Regions from separate parts of the Mus musculus genome. Here region 1 is linked to region 2. A link is a loop called in an ENCODE intact Hi-C map of the cell type or tissue named here. Cell type or tissue: left cerebral cortex. All regions are shown on one strand. Each heading gives the region's core, and the rest is flanking DNA. Links, peaks and the distances in the headings are about the cores only.

Evidence for each region. Hi-C counts contacts between places; a loop is a spot of excess contacts. Peaks named below come from ENCODE experiments on the same cell type or tissue, not always from the same donor. Only the 100,000 strongest peaks of a DNase experiment are listed, where the experiment ranks them.
Region 1: a loop joins it to region 2, with 2.0 times the contacts of the local background. A loop is called at or near these places in 5 of 42 quality-filtered maps.

What each region holds. Positions count from the first base shown.
Region 1 is chr11:96,188,420-96,196,680 of GRCm38, forward strand. Hoxb13 (homeobox B13) reads left to right here and starts at 5,897. Exons shown (of 2, transcript NM_008267.4): 1 at 5,897-6,627; 2 at 7,554-8,191. The coding sequence starts at 6,024. The coding sequence ends at 7,810. In left cerebral cortex, for the core only: no CTCF peak of the experiment used is centred there; no DNase peak of the experiment used is centred there.
Region 2 is chr11:96,263,776-96,272,036 of GRCm38, forward strand. Gm51876 (a long non-coding RNA gene) reads right to left here and starts at 5,276. Exons shown (of 3, transcript XR_003949606.1): 1 at 4,449-5,276; 2 at 1,376-1,545; 3 at 1,066-1,281. It overlaps Mir196a-1 (microRNA 196a-1), which reads left to right and starts at 1,389; the gene lies at 1,389-1,490. It overlaps Hoxb9 (homeobox B9), which reads left to right and starts at 7,555. Exons shown (of 2, transcript NM_008270.2): 1 at 7,555-8,261. The coding sequence starts at 7,767. Gm53 (predicted gene 53) reads left to right here. Exons shown (of 3, transcript NR_037977.1): 3 at 399-709. In left cerebral cortex, for the core only: no CTCF peak of the experiment used is centred there; no DNase peak of the experiment used is centred there.

The DNA of each region.
Region 1 (8,261 bases), core at 1,568-6,567, 75 kb before region 2:
AGTGAAGCTTCGGGAGATGAATGTCCAACGTCCATTTGGAACCCTTTCATGGAGTCCTGAGGCATTTGCAATCTGGATGCAAGATCCCAGATGACTTGCTCCATCAAGGTTTCACCGCAGAACTTGGCTCCTTTGGTCCAAACATAGATACAAATAGATACAAATTAGTAGCGGTGGTGGTCTCATGACCTCTTTCTTCCCCTTCCATGGGCTTCCTCCAACACAACCTTTTTCCCTAGAGGCTTCCCCTGGTGTCCCTTTGCCCCGTGTTAGGCCTGCTGGGAACTCACAGGGAAGCAGAAACATGCCACCCATTCCCTTTCCCACAGTGCACATAGGAAAACTGGGCCAGGAGTCTGGGGGATGGGTGTGAGGCTTGCCCAACGTTCTAACATGCTGGCCTCTAGAGCAGGGACCTGTAATATTTGTAATGTTTGGCGGGACTAGGCTCAGAATTGCTAATGGTTTTTGAGTCAGATCTGAGCTGAATGCCAGGGTTGGGTATCTAAGCTCTGACCCTTGCAAAGCTAGGGGTTGGAAGAGGGAGTTGGGGACCAGGGTTTGGTGGGTGGGGTGGGATACAACAGCCAGTCTTCTATTCAGGCTATATAGCTGGTGTGGTTGCTCACAGTCCAGGAGCAGAGGTATTTGGTCACTGCTCTTTGTTTTTTTCAAAGCCATTCTCTTCTCTCTGCTTTTGACTCTACTCACAGATTCACTGGCTTGACAAAGCTCTCCAGGTTCTAGAGCCCTCAGAGAGAGCATGCAGCAACTAGCCTCGCCTCTAGAATCTTTTTCATCTTGCCCCAAGAGGATGTTGCAGGGCTGCTCAGATTAGAGAGCTAAGGAGTCCCTCTGACTAAGCCTGCCATGCCTCCATCCCACTGGCATGCCTCCATCCCACTGGCTCTTGGATCTCAATGTCAGCTTATCTAAAAAGATTTTCCTCTAAGGCTTAAAGAATAGACTTCATTTTAAGACAGCCTTGGGAGAGATGTTCTAGCCCCACATAGGGCCTCCCAGGCCTGTAAACCAGGTCTTTTCTGCCCCGGGCTGACATCCCTTTTCCAGTCACAGGCTGCAGTCACCACAGTGCAGCAGGCCTTTCCAGACTTCAGCAAAGAATAATGAGAAACTGGGCAAGAGGGCAGAAGAGGAAAAATGTGTGTGTTCTTTGGGAGAAAGAAAGTAACATGAAACAGAAGAAAGAAGAGAGAGAAATACAAAACGACAGTGAAAAGAACAAAAGAAATAACAGAGCAAATGTCAAATAAGAAGGGAAACAAAAACCAAAAAGAATAGATTCAAAGACGCAGACACTAGAATGCAAGCAATAAAGAGAGAAAGAAAGAAACGGAGAAAAAAGGATATGCAATCAAGATATCTAAAATCGAAGGAAAGACAGAAAAAGAATCTCAAACACAAAAGGGGCAGAAAAACTCACAAAAGAATAAAGACAGGGAAAACATTGTCTGGAGAAAAGAGGAAGGAGCAGAACAAGACCAAGACTAAGACCAGGTCATTCTCAGGAAGCCAGGAGAAGTGGAGAGACCACACAATGTTCAGCCGGGCGCATGCAGTCCTGTGGATCCCGCAAATCTCGGTCTTTTCGGAGAAGGAAGTGTTCCCCAGCCCCACTGCGAATAAATCATCCAACGACCTGAGGGCCGCCATCATTGCCACGCCATACACTCAGGATAAAGAAGGCAGCGAGCTCTCACTTTACAATAAAATAAAGCAAAATTTAACCAATGCCCCTAAGTGGAGCGGGTGGGCTCGTCTTGCTCCCTCCCTCCTGAGCCCGAGTTGGGGCGGGAGCTGACAACGAGGTGTCAAGTCCCCGTGGCCGGAACCCCTGGGGGCGGGTCGGCCTCGCTCAAAGGCAAGGCTGTAAAGGTCATAGGCGGTCTGCGGGGCTGCGCTGAATGGGATCCTGGGAGGTAAACAGACTCTTAACTTTCAACTTGGCCTTGACCTTCCTGGAAGTGTCTGGCGGGTATGTAAAGGAGCCTGCTGAGGCTTTCAGTGCATTTGGCTGGGTCAGTAAAGGGGGCTCTAAGGCTACAGACTCCTCCCGGTGGGTCTAACACGAGGTTCCCAGCGGGACACAAAGAATTCTGTGAAGCTGGAGAAAGGACTGGGGACGCTATTGGGGAGACCAGAGGACCACGGGTTGGGAAGGGGTTTGGGAGCTGAACTCCTGCAGAGTCCCAGGGGCGGAATCTCAGTTTCTGTGTGGGACCCCCGGTTCCTACGCTAGGAAGAAGTGATCTAAATGTTCTAGGGCAGTTCTTCCTTTTAAATAAAAGCAAATCATTTCATTATTCACGTACACACACGGGAGCGCAAATTGAAGTCGCATTTGTCCAGTTTGCAAAATGCTTTCATATGCAAAATCTCATTCCTGTAAGGTAAGAATTATTAGCACCATTTTTAGAGAGAAGGAGGCCAAGTCCTGTTTTCGAATCCCGTTGAGATATGGGGCAAGTCACACAACAGAAGCACTCTCACATATATGAACATGCAAAGATAACAGGAGCCTAGCTGGAATGCTAATAACTGTAATACCTAGACCTGTTACCTGGGATAAAATACACGCCGAATAAATTTCTGAGGGAACAAAACCAAATTCTTCCTACTATTTATGTTGAAACATGTCTGATCCAGAGGGAGTTTTCTAGCACAGCTAAGAGTGTCAAAGTTTAAGCTGGTCAGTCCCCATTCTGTAAGGAGTCTCTGCAGCCTTCCTCCTGTGCATGTTTATATAAGCATTTTACCTCCAAAAAGCTCAGTTGTAGCCATTGCTGCTGTGGTTTTTTTTTTTTTCCCCTCTCAGTACATTATAAATAGAACCCAGGGCCTCACACACTGCTAGAAATTATTGTTGTTTAATTATTGTTCTTCCTAAGTTGGGATACAACTGGTTGGGGTGGGAGCAAAGCAGGAATCCTAGGCATACGGGGTCTTAACAAATTGAATACCCCCACATAACCAGCGTCCACGTGGAGATAACATTTCTAGGGCCTTAGAAAGTCTCTTTATTACCTCTCTCTCTCTCTTTTTTTTTTTTTTTTGGCTCGTTTCTATTTTGAATCCCGTTGAGATATGGGGCAAGTCACACAACAGAGGAACTCGCATATATGAACATGCAAAGGTAACAGGAGCCTAGTTCAAATGCTAATAAACCTAATACCTAGACCTGTTCCCTGGGATAGAATACCCAAAGCTCTTGAACTATATAGACATGGAAATCATAAAGACGTAGTCTTTTATATCTGGCTTCTTTCACCAGTGTCATTTGCTGGGTTTTAATCCCCATGTTTCATTCCAGCCTGATTTCCTTTGCCTATCCCACTCTCGCTAGAATCTGACTTGCTTCCAGTTTTGAATATCTATGGCTAGTGCTTCGGCAAACCTAGTGCATGACACCACAATTACTCTTTTTTTTTCTTCCTTTCTAAAAGTGGGAACCAGCGGGGACATGGTTCATTGGTAGAATATTTATCTAGCACGTGTGATGCTCTGGGTTCAATTCTGAGTTCTGAGAGGAAAGAGAGAAAGAAAAGACTAAGTTGTTTCTATCATGCCAGCAGCTCTTGGGAGGGAGATGCAGGAAGATCAGAATTTCAGAGATACCTTCAGCTACAAAGGGAGCTTGAGGCCAGTGTGTGGCATAAAATGCTGTGAGAATTTGCATGTCATATATCCCAGGGGCCATGCAAATCTTCTGGATATCTATGCAGTTTCAGTAATCTAAAAAAGAAAGTGTTAGAACATACCCCACGATGGATGTAAAAATTTCCCTTATACCCAGAAGTGTTGTTTTGTCAAATGATTTTGATTTTTTTTTTAAAAAAGTAAAGGCCACTCATGCTGTATCAGCATTAATAAACTTACACACATCTTTCCTCCCCACCAAAGACAGGGTTTCTCTGTGCAGCCCTGGCTGTCCTGAAACTCTGTCTGTAGAGCAAGCTAGGTCTGAAAAGGCCTGCCTCTGCCTCCCTGGTGCTGGAATCAAAGGTGAATGCCACTGTATCTCTACATCCCAGCATACAGGCATCTGTGTCTACAGAAACCTAAGAACTGGGAAGTTCGAAATCTTTAGGGGGGAAATCCTGGTGTTTCTGCCCTTCATGATTGGGTGAACAACAACCTGGATTGGGCTTTGGGAAGCAGTGAACAGACACCTTCCTCTTTTTTCCTTTCTCTATGTTTTCAAATGTGATAAAAATCAGAGGGGATGTTTGTGCTTCATGTCAGTTATTAACAATGTCTGTTGGGAGTGATACACAGTATACTACAGGCCTCCATTCTGGCTTTCATAGGCCCTTTCCCACAAAGTGACTCAAGTTCAAGTTTAGGCTTTGGCTGAGCCGGACTCAGCTCAAGGGGTTCGATTCTTTATTACAAACAAACTCTTGATGTAGAATAGAAAAGTTCAAATTTTCTGCCGGGGTGAGGGGAAACCTGAGAGAAAACTAGAAGACACAAAGGGATTTCATGTGAAAGTGATACAGGAAAGAAACAAAAAACAAAAAACAAACCAACTTTAAGGGCAGATTTGTGAAACAAGCCATTTGAATCTACAGCACAATAGGCCCCAACAGAGGGCCTCGGACAATTCTAGCAGTTGGGGTAGTTCACTCTCTCTCTCCTCCTCTTTAACTTCCAAGGAAATTTAAAGAGGCAGCTAGGGGGTCCTGAGCTTTCTAGTCCCTCAGTCCTGTGGAAGTGTGCTGGGGCCAGGGTTCGGTTCCTGGACTTTCCGGCCTAGAGAGCGGCACCAAAGAGCAGAAAGGCCCCCACACAGACCAAGCTCCTGCAATCTTGGGACCCAGGATCCCCACAGGTGGGGATGGCCACGAAACCAGCCTTGGCTCCCCCAGACTGCAGATTCCAGAAAAAGGGATACAATCTTGACCCCCCCTTCCCATTTGTGATGTTTCAACCTCTCCCTCTCTCCCTCTCCCTTTTTTCCTCTCTTCCTTTCTCCTCCCTCTCTGCCTACCCCCCCCCCCCCCGCCAGCCTTCCTTTTCCACACCGAGTCTATTCCTTCAAGTAAAGCCCCTGTACGCCTGTGTCTCTTGGTCTCTTTCTCCACCCTTAAACGGAAATCCAGACCCCCTTCCCAGACATTGGCTCTATTTCCCCTTCAGATCCGGACACTGCGTTCCCTGAGCCAAGCACTGCACGTTTTCAACGTTCCTTCGTGTCCCCCGCCCCTTGGCTCCGCCTCATCCCCATTGGGGCCTCCGGGCTTTCAGTGTTGTGACTAGGCAGGGTCCTTGGGGGACAGACCTGGAAGGCACTTGCCTGGGCGCAGTGTATTAGGGACAGAAAGGATATCTACAATGAGCTACGGTGGCTAGTACCCAGCCTCCAAGCACAGAGCTCCCTGACGCCTACAGTTCTCATTCCCATCTCAGAAGCATTCCCGGGTTCTCCTTTGAGGCAGCCCGAAGTGGCCTCCCAGCCCTTCCCCCGACTCCCCTCATCCCCAGGAGATGGACACTTTATTGGGAGAGCTTTTTATTCTCTCGTTAAACCTGCCAAAGCGCAGAAGACTGGGAGCCAGGAAGAGAGAGAGAGAGAGAGAGAGAGAGAGAGAGCGCAGGCAGAGACCCGAGACAGCAGGCAGAAGCAGAGACACATATAGAGACAGAGACACAGAACACATACAGATAAAGACAGAGACACACATACAAAAAGAAAAAGAGACAGGCGGAGAGGAAGAGAAGGGAAGAGAGGAGGCGGAGCCGGGCTCCCCGTCCCTTCTCCCCCTGCAATTTCTGCGGGAGGATTTTATGAGCCTCTCTCCCCCAGGCCACAGCCAATCAGCGCTCATGCCCGGGCTCTTGCGTCTCTTGCGTCAAGACGGCCCAGCCAGGCGAATGCAGGCGCCGTTCGAGCTGGGAGCGATTTAAAACGCTTAGGATTCCCTGGGCCTGGGTGGGGAGAGACAGCTTGCTGCCCCCTAGAACCCTCACCCTCGGCTCCCCATGAGCCGATCATTGGCTCCATGGAGCCCGGCAATTATGCCACCTTGGACGGGGCCAAGGATATCGAAGGCTTGCTGGGAGCTGGAGGGGGTCGGAATCTAGTCTCCCACTCCTCCCCACTGGCTAGCCATCCCGCGGCTCCAACGCTGATGCCAACTGTCAACTATGCCCCCCTGGATCTGCCAGGCTCTGCAGAGCCACCAAAGCAGTGCCACCCTTGTCCTGGGGTGCCTCAGGGGGCATCTCCAGCTCCTGTGCCTTATGGCTACTTTGGAGGCGGGTACTACTCTTGCCGAGTATCCAGGAGCTCCCTGAAACCCTGTGCCCAGACGGCCGCCCTGGCTACCTACCCTTCGGAAACTCCTGCACCTGGGGAGGAGTATCCCAGCCGTCCCACCGAGTTTGCCTTCTATCCGGGCTACCCGGGACCATACCAGCCTATGGCCAGTTACCTGGATGTGTCTGTGGTGCAGACCCTGGGAGCCCCCGGAGAGCCTCGCCACGATTCTCTGCTTCCCGTGGACAGTTACCAGCCCTGGGCCCTGGCCGGTGGCTGGAACAGCCAGATGTGTTGCCAAGGTGAACAGAACCCACCAGGTCCATTCTGGAAAGCAGCGTTTGCAGGTAAGTTCTACTCTGGCTCCCCTTGGCTCAGCATGGGCTACGCTGGCACTTGCTGGGAAGGAGGAAGAGGAGAGGAAGGGAAACTTCGGGCTGATGAGGAGGGGCCTAGGGTTCCTGGGTTATTTACTAGGACTGTGAGGGAGGGTCCAGGCAACAAGAGGGCCTCAGAGGGTCAGAATAAGGGGCCTCAGCAGGGTGCTAGCCTTCCTGACTTCTCCAGGAGGCTCTAGGACCAGTCTTTGAATATGTCGGGAGAACCTTGGATCTCTGCTGTTGATTGGGGGCAAAGAGTCCCTACCCAGCACAATCCCAGACTAATTCTGCCCAAAGGCCAAATGACATAATCCAGTGGTCTCGAGAGTGGCATTGAGAGGTGGGATCGGAGATATTGGGTGTTTCCTCGAGAATATAACCCTTTCCTTTTTTTAGGTCAATTTCGAAAGGAAAATTTAGGTTTTCTTTGACTGAGGGTGTATTGAAGGGTGTGTTCGTGAGTGTGCGTGTAAGTGTGTGTGCATGGTGTTTGTGTGTGTATGTGTGTGTTGGGTAGGGAACAGAACCCTGTTTTCTCATGTACATAATTTGCCAGTTTGGAGGAGTGGCTGAATCCGAACACGCATGTGAAAGTGGATTGTGTGATTGTGGACAAAAACCTGACAGGGTGGGTGTGTTTGCAGACTCCTGGTGTGAGGTCAGTGATGGTGGGGGTGGCCAGTAGGAGCAGAGGCTGAGTGAGTGGCTATCAGAGAATCAGGCAGAATCTAGGGCTGTGTGCTTTGAGGGAGCCGGGCCCACACATAGGATGATCAGGAAGCGCCTGCAGGATGACGTAGCCCTGAGGCGTGCAGGGCCTGGGTCTGCGCTTGATCTTGCGCTAGAGAGGGGACTAAGATGCCTTTTCTTCCCTCTCTTTTTCCACCACACAGAGCCCAGTGTCCAGCACCCTCCTCCCGACGGCTGTGCCTTCCGCCGAGGCCGCAAAAAACGCATTCCCTATAGCAAGGGGCAGTTGCGGGAGTTGGAGCGGGAGTATGCAGCCAACAAGTTTATCACTAAGGACAAGAGGCGCAAGATCTCGGCAGCCACCAGCCTCTCTGAACGCCAGATTACCATCTGGTTTCAGAACCGCCGGGTCAAGGAGAAGAAGGTTCTTGCCAAGGTCAAGACCAGCACTACCCCGTGAGCACCAGAGGGGATGGGCAGGGGAAGAGGGCTTGTCCTGGAGAACTGGGAGCCTGCCAGGGCCAGGACTGGCAGAGGACTCGGCTGAGGGACCCCAAGAGATGACACCTTTAGCAGGCTTCTGAGTTCTGGACTGTTCCTCGGGGCTATCCTGCATGTGCCGGGAGCGGGAGGCTCCTCCATCACGGTTCTGAAGAACCTGTATCAGTCATAATCATTCATCTGGACCGTGGTGATAATCTCATAACCAGTACTAGTTGTCATGATAATTAGCCTCATATTTTCTATCTAGAGCTCTGTTGAGCACTTAGAAATCGCTTTCATGAGTTGAGCTGATTGTGAATAAATTCGGAAGACGATCTTGTAGGACAGTTTCCTCTCAGATTCCTTTCCATGTACACTCAGTGTGCCCCCCTTCTAGTGGTGGAGGGGAGAGAGAATGGGGTGGGGGG
Region 2 (8,261 bases), core at 1,384-6,383:
AGAGTTTTCCAAGTCTTATCCCCTGTCCTATTTTAACAAGTACCTGGCAATAAACGGGTGGGGCAGGACAAAGGTCTGGAAGCCGGAAAGCAGCGGAAAACCCTAAACCCCCGCAACAAGCAGATAGCACATCAGCTGGGCTTGTAGCGAGGAGTGCAGGGCTCCCAGCTCTGCCTAGCAGGTTGCTAGGAGCCCCGCATCCAGAGTCCTTGGCTTGGCTCTGGGTTCTAGGGGCCCAGGTTAGGCGTCCACAGGCTTCCAGTCCTGGCCACGGAGCTAGAGAGAAAGGCACAGAGGCCCGGGAGACTTCTCTCCACGCGGGCAGAGTCTGCAAGCTCCTTTAGCCTAGTAAATTGTTTTCCTTTCCTTATACCCGCCCCGGTCGTGTTTCTTTTCAGGACAAGAGGGGATATAAACTGTTTGAAGTTCATCAGCACGGTGAAGTTTTATTGTATTTCCGGTCCCTAAAAGAGAAGCCGGCAGCCAGGCAGACTCCCTCCTTATCTCCGAGTTTCCACGCCAGGGACACACACGTGGCCAAGCGGACACTTGCCTTCGGGAGCAGGGAGGGAGAGAGCCCGCTCCGATCGACTCTCCCTCACCGGCTCAGGTAAGTCTAAGAGGCCTCTGATAGTTGTGGCATCAACTGAGCCACAACCTGTGAGGATGTGCGAAGTGACTTTGTAGGGATGGAAGAGAGCGGGAGACAAGGATGTACTCAGACTAGAGGAAGCAAACTTGTTCTCTGCCTTTCCCCAGCCAGGTCCTCAACGTCTCCACTTCTTTGTAAATGTGGAAAAGAGTGGCCTACCTGGGGCTGTCCAGCAGCTGTGAAACCAGAGTCCTATCGTATGCCAGCAGAGTGACTGTTTCAGCCTTATTGTTTGTGCCCTAGAATTCACGGTGCCTTCTAACCCTGACTTTCTCCATCAATTTTTTTTTCCTCAGTTCTACTTGGCTCCACTCTCCTGTCTACTCCCCTGTCTCAAGGCTGGGGTTGCCTTAGAGTTGGATATCTGAGAGCTGCCTGGGAGTCTGGGTAACCCTGGAGCCCAGGGCCTGGCCAGATGGTGAGTGTGTGCGAATCTCCCTAGCAGTTTGAAGTTAGGAATCCTTTTCATCTGGGGAGCCCTCCAACTCCGGTCTGTGCTGAGAGGCCAAGTAGGTATCTCACAAAGGCCCTGGCCGGGCTTAGACCTGGGCCTTGGTCAGGATTCTTGAAGTCAGTTCTGGATTTCTGGGTCCAGTACTTCAAATTCCTGGTTAACTAGCAGCGGACCTCTGTTAGGAAAAAGTGGAAGAAAACAAGTTAAGCAGAGGAAGTAAATTGCGTGGCCATTTTAGCTCACGGGGGGGTGCCCCAGTGAGCCCTCACCCGCCAGGCAGCTTGAGCCGGGACTGTTGAGTGAAGTAGGTAGTTTCATGTTGTTGGGCCTGGCTTTCTGAACACAACGACATCAAACCACCTGATTCATGGCAGTTACTGCTTCTTGCTTAGCTGGGGGAGTTCGGTAGGGTTCCTCAGGACTGGCGTGTCAGTTCCCCCTGCAAAATAATAAAACAGGCTTGAGGGTCCTCAACTGAGAATAGCAAAGATGTTCCCTCAAGAAGAAACCTGGGGAATTCTGAGGATGTCTCTTCACCTTTTAGAGATAGATGGGTAGGTAGACAGAGAGAGGGAGAGGGAGAGGGAGAGGGAGAGGGAGAGGGAGAGGGAGAGGGAGAGGGAGAGGGAGAGGAGAGGGATAAAATGTGAATATTGTTATCTCTCAAAGGCAATGTAGGGGTTAAGCTCTTTTGCTGCAAAGTCAAGGATAACAGTCAGGGCTTCAAGCCTTTGGGTTGTAGGCTCCTGTCTGCAGCCAGATCTTCCCTGAAAGGTCTCTGCACAGAATTGGTTTCCAACAGGGCTACGGGGGTGGGGTGGGGGGGTGGGGGGTTGTCCTCTGAGTCTTTGTAATCTTTGGATGGGGGGTGGGGGAGCTATACCTCAGCCAAAGTTTGAAGCTCCTCTAAGGAGCCAGTAGGTCCCAATCCCAAAGAGAAAAATCAAGACCCTTTGCAGTCTCAGCCTTCAGGTTGTCAGGGTTCCTTCTAGGGCCCCCTAGTGGGACAGGGCTTCCTGTGTGTGTGTGTGTGTGTGTGTGTGTGTGAGAGAGAGGGGGGGGGGTATGAGGAGTCCTTCCTTTCCTAAATTCTAGTTGGCTCTTTACCCACTAGCTGAGCTGGCCTGTGGGTTCACACAAAGCCTGAGGACCTCCAGCCTCTGGGAGAAGGGCCTAACCAGCAGGGGAATCTAAACTGCTAGGTTACTCAGTATGTACAGCCTGCTGTAATGGCGGGATTAGAGTCCGGACAGGGTAAGGCAGTTTGTCCTCTCTGACCCTAGCCCTTCAAGGCTGCTGCTGGCTCTGTGCCCAGGAAAGAAGTTCTTTGGAGTGCTGGTGGGAAGAAGGACTTGCCAACGAATAGGCTAACTTTTGTTCCTAAACCCGTTCCCTGCTTGAGGCAGAGGAAATGTGCAAGGGGCCCATGAAAGAGGCCCTGACCGGATGGGACTCGGCGCCAGGCTGATTTAGATTCGGGGTGGGGGGGGTTGGGGGAGTGGGGATCGGTGGGTTGGGAGGGGGCATTGAACAAGAGGCCTCTGCAATGGCAGAAAGCACAGAGAGACCCACTCCCAGTGCAGAGCAGTCTTTCTACAACTCACTGCTCTGATTAAAAAAAAAAGAAAAAAGAAAAAAAAAGGACCTTAGACAATGTCCTATGACATCTGCGTATCTTCCTCTGTGGGCTAAGGGGGTCTGGGATGTTCCTGCTGCCTTACCTTGCTTCTTTGAGGACTACTTAGAAACCCAAACAGGCAACAGAAGCCTGGCCACCTTCCCTCCCTTGGTTCCCCACCCACCCTGGCCACCTCCTCCCAGGAAAAGTGCTGTAAAAAAATAAAAAAGAAAGAAAGAAAAAAGAAAAAAAAAAAGAAAAAGGGGGGATTTAAGAGAGAAAGGAGGAAATAAAGTCTTTGGAAAGCAGAGAGTTTTACAACAGCCAAAGGTTTTATGGAAGCAATTATGTAATAGCTTTCTACCTGCTCAGAACCCTTTCCGCTCTGCCTGCCGCCCACTGCCCACTCCGTTTGGTCTCCTTGATGCCTCCTCCCAAAGGACTCAGTCACCTCCCACTGTCTTGGATATCTGTGATGGCTGAGAGTTGGTAAGAAGATTCCTCAGGTCCAATGGGGCCACTGACCTCTGACATCCTATGCCGGATGACAGAAGATTTCGTTATTTTTCAATTAAGACCCTTCCTTGGGGTTGTGGAAGCTCCCAGGTTTGAGTCCCTGTGTACAGAACTTGATACCTGTTTGGAAATTATTTTGGACAAAGGGCGTGGGTTCTGGGATCTTATTTTTCGCCTCCAATGTCTAATGGAACATGTATCTTCAAACCTCACTGTATCCCAGAGTAGGTCTGGAGTCTAACCTGGGGCTCAGAAGAAATGTCTCCAGTGCCTGGGGACTTTAACAAGGTTGTTGTATGCAGCAGTGTTTTGTCCTTCACAGTGCTATAACCTTCACAGTCACCTGAGGACTGACACACTCAGTTGGCTCCTTTCCCTTCACACTTGTACAAGATACAAATAATAATATCTCCACCCTTATCCCCTTCAATACCATGAAATAAGTGTCACATAGTGCATGCTGTCTCTGCCGGCTGGGGGAAGATACGAAGTAAAAAGTAAAAAGATTTCATGGCTGGATAACAAAAGTCACCAAATTTCATGACCTTTTCTGGGTCAGTTGGAGGTATTTGTTTCATCTTCCATTAAAATGTTCCAGCAGGACACTGTAATTGAATCCAGCTTTAAGTCACACACATTTGTTTGAAGATGTAGTATGAATTTTGCTTGGATACTAAGTTAGGAGGCAAGATTCACATCAGCTTTTGTATAGCCAAAATTTAGACATTAATATCCAGGTTTTTGTCTTCCCTATAGGTGTATTGTTTTTTTAAAAAATATATGCACACCAGCTTTGGGGTTATATTTAAAAAAACAAGACATAATCACTGTTAGCATTCATTATTCACATAACCACATATGAACAATTAGATCTTAAATGCCTATGCCCCGACACATTTAGTATTACAGTTGGAAAGATAATTGTATATCCTATAAAGGTATATAATAGAGCATATTTGACCTCTAGACTCCCTTACAGAAATATTAGTTTGAAACAGACACGCAAGTCAAATACATCTGCTTAAACCCAGAAGGCATCAATATCAGCTGTAGCTTATCACCTAAAAACAAACTATTTTCTCTTTTCTCACAGTTTTCTTCCCCCCCCCTTGTACTCCCATTTCAATCTCTAGATTTTCTCTTCTTACTGACAGAGACACCCTCACCCCACCTCCCACCAAAGACTCTCCCAAAATGCAGGCACTTACCCCGGCTGGTTGTGGTCAGCAGCAGCCTCTCTTCTTGGCTGCCCTGGGCCCCAGTGTGGTCCAGAGGTTTTGCCTTCCTGTTTTTGTTTGTTTGTTTGTTTGTTTTCATGCTACATGCCACTAGCCCCAGCTGTGTTCAGCCAAAGCTCCAGTGTAAGACATGACAAGGGGCTTTAGGGGATGTGGGGTTTCCTTTCTCTCTAGGACTGGAGGTGGCTTGCAGAGAGCTTTGCTCTCTGGACAGAGTGACCCCACTGTAATGTGACTTTTGTTAAGTATCTGTAGGTCCTAGGGGCCACAATTCTGTGTGTTCTGGCATGGTGGGTACCATTGCCTAGGAAGGGAAAAAGATTTGAGGGGTTCCAGGGATCACCAAGCATTTCAGCAAGGGGCCACCCACCCTGGTGACCATTTTGTCCTTTGCCTCTGTTGAAGCTGAGCTCAAGTTTGAGGCAGCAATCCCTTCTGGAAAGCTTGCAGCAAGGGTGAGACTCCTTGCTGCTGCTGCTGCTGCTGCTGCTGCTGTCTTCCCCTGGAGGGGGTGAGATGGGGTATACACCCCAGGGATGAGGGGGAAAGTTCATTCTCTTCTGTAATCACCTCTCCAGAGAAGACAAGCTTCCCAAATCTGTCTCTTCCACTTTGTGTGCCCCCCCCCCCCGCAATCCCCAGCATCTTCTTACTTAGAAAAACTACTTCTTACTTAGAAAAGAGGCCTGGGTCTCCTCTTCACCCATCAGTGATTCCAGGAGGGATTAAGAACGGCTCCCTGGGCAGCTATAACCCACAAATATGAATTTAAACGGATTATCTCCCTCTTACAGGGCACAAGCCAGGAGCCCAAAGGTTCTTCCTCTGATCCTTTCTCTAAACTAAACCAGTGAAGAATCTGCAGCAAAGCCCGGGAGAGGAATGGGAACCAGGAGGGCAGCGGGCAGAGCCCAGCGCCTATACAGCTTGGGTCTTAAAAACAGCCTTGCTCCATCACGTTTCCATAAATAAAAGAGCCCCGGCCCAGAGTTCACATGTCCTTTTGGGCCCTAATTTATATACTACAGAAAATCATATACCCACCTCGACATGCTTCATAACGCTGTTATTTATGGCTGGGGAGGGGATTTTTTTTTTTTTGGCCTGAAGACTATATTTATTACAGGTAAAACTGATGGCAGATTTCATAGGACTAGCAAAGCAGGAACAGGTGCTCTGCCCTAACTATGATTCATTCGCTCCAGGCCCAGCTTCTTGCTGGCAGATCCGGGAAGCTCTCTTGACTTTTCCAAGCGTCCAACCGCTACTTAGAAGAATTTGCATCGGATTTTTGTTTCCCCATTTGGATACTACAGGGAAAAAAATAGATCTTCACGCTGTTTGGTTCCGGATCTGCTGGGCTGTCGCTCTCCAAGAGCGTGGGTGGAATTGAAGGGGCCGGCTGGGCGCCCGCATTGATCTTTAAAAAATCATTTTGAAATCGCCATAATGTGAAGAAATATGGCGCTTCGCCCTCGTATTTCACACGTAATGACACGAGATGGCTTCATTTAGAAAGACAAGCGGGCGGGACTGTGTGTGTGCTCTCGGAGGTGATCCGCAGCCTTCCACTGGGCAGTAGGGGTACTGGCTAAAAACATATTGACCCCCAAGTTAGAACGGTTCCACTTTTTCTAAAAGAAGGGGAGGCTAAGGAGGGAGTCATGGCCCCCGGAGCAGTCTGCCTAATAACGGTCCAGACTCAGAGAATAGCCAAGAAATCTGTCTTTAAACCTAACCCGAGGAAACCAAGCCTGTCTAGGGGCCCGGCCTCCCAGAGCACCACACCGGGGGAGGCGCCTGCACCCAGGCAGAAGCTGTAGAGGCAAGAGCTGGGAGAGCCGCCAGGAAACCAGCCCGTGGCCTCGGGGGAGTCCCTGCGCAGGGCCGCAGATTAGCTGCTAATAAAATGCACTATTTGTAATCTCCACGAGAGGATTGTAGGCGAGAAGGCGGCGGGTGGGGGAAACGGACTGATGCCGGGGACTCCTCTGTACTTGCTACCGTCCTATGTCAGTATTTGGACCTTTTCCAGAGCGGCAATTCCGGGTGAAAAGCGCTAGAGTGCTGAGAATTTAGCTGGCCTCTTTCCCTTTTTGGATGGAAAGGAAGGTAACCCGGTGTTCCTTACTGTGCCGTTTGGGGAGTCTTCTTCCCCTTCTCCTTTAATCATTTCCCACATTAGCCCTCTCATCTGGACATTTTTAAGGGTCTCAGAGATTCCTGGATGAAGGACAAGAAATGACCATGGACCCAGCCTTTCACAAAGGCCCAAGAAAAATTTTAAGGAGTTAAACAAGACTGGTTAGTCTCCCGAAACTCTAGTTCCAGGGCCTGGTGTGTCTCTTTGGCCTTAGGCAGGCTATAATTTCAAGACAGATAATGATTCTTTGGACACTAGTCCCCTTTCGCCTCTCTCAGCTGCTAAAGGATCAAGGGAAGAGCCTAGTCACGTAAATCTCCCCAAATTGTGCCCTGAACCCCCTCCAAAGAGGATAACTGTCCTATAAAAGCCCCAACTTCTTTCTCATCCTTTTACTTCATCTCCTGTGGGTCGCTGTACTGCTGTTGTTTAATAAACATCTCTGTCAAGGGGACAGAGGACAGGAAATGAGGGCCCGCGGGGTGGAGGTGGAGGTGTTGGGGGGGGGCGACAAGACTACCTCCTCTTTAATTACCCTGTCGGGCCTCTCCCGCAGCTCTGAGGCTGGGGCGCTCTCCCTCCCTGTATGCTGGTCCTCCCCCCCCCCCCAATCTGCCTGGGGAGAGGGCTCCTCAGCCTGCGTCCCTCCTGAGGCAGCCCGCTGCTTGCCTCCGCCTCTCCTCCGCCCCCATCGCCCCATGTTGAGAACCCCCCTTCCTGTAAAAGCGGGAGGGGCCCGGGCGGCCCGGCAGCTCAGGCTGAGGTTACGTGGCCGCCGGAGCCCTGACGTGATAGCACATTGCATCAGCATAAAACAATCCATCCTGGATATGGAATGCGGTGAGGACGGATGACAGCGCGAGCGCAGCCCCCTCGCCCGATTGATTTATGTCGGAGCTGACGCTTTATCAGGCAGTCCGCAAAACTTTGACCAATCATTTTGCAAGGAGCTCCGAGCCGGGCTGCTCCACTGTACTTTGTTGGCTGAGAAGTTGAGCAGGGGGTGGGGGTGGGAGGGTGGGGGTCTGGGGGGGGTCGCGTCCGAAAGCCCTCTGCACCGGGTCCGTGTGCCACCTTTTCCCTGCTTGGGCGCCGCGGCGCGAGCGCTTCCCTTCCCCCTGCGAGCGCGCGGATAATGTCTGAGAATGTCCATTTCTGGGACGCTTAGCAGCTATTATGTCGACTCGATCATAAGTCACGAGAGCGAGGACGCGCCTCCAGCCAAGTTTCCTTCGGGCCAGTACGCGAACCCGCGGCAGCCGGGCCACGCCGAGCACCTGGACTTCCCCTCGTGCAGCTTCCAGCCCAAAGCGCCGGTGTTCGGCGCCTCCTGGGCGCCGCTGAGCCCGCACGCCTCGGGGAGCCTGCCGTCTGTCTACCACCCCTACCTGCAGCCCCAGGGCGCGCCGGCGGCCGAAAGCAGGTACCTCCGCACCTGGCTAGAGCCGGCGCCGCGCGCCGAGGCCGCCCCGGGGCAGGGCCAGGCGGCCGTGAAGGCGGAGCCGCTGCTGGGCGCGCCGGGGGAGCTGCTCAAACAGGGCACGCCCGAGTACAGTTTGGAAACTTCGGCGGGCAGGGAGGCTGTCCTGTCTAATCAAAGAGCTGGCTACGGGGACAATAAAATTTGCGAAGGAAGCGAG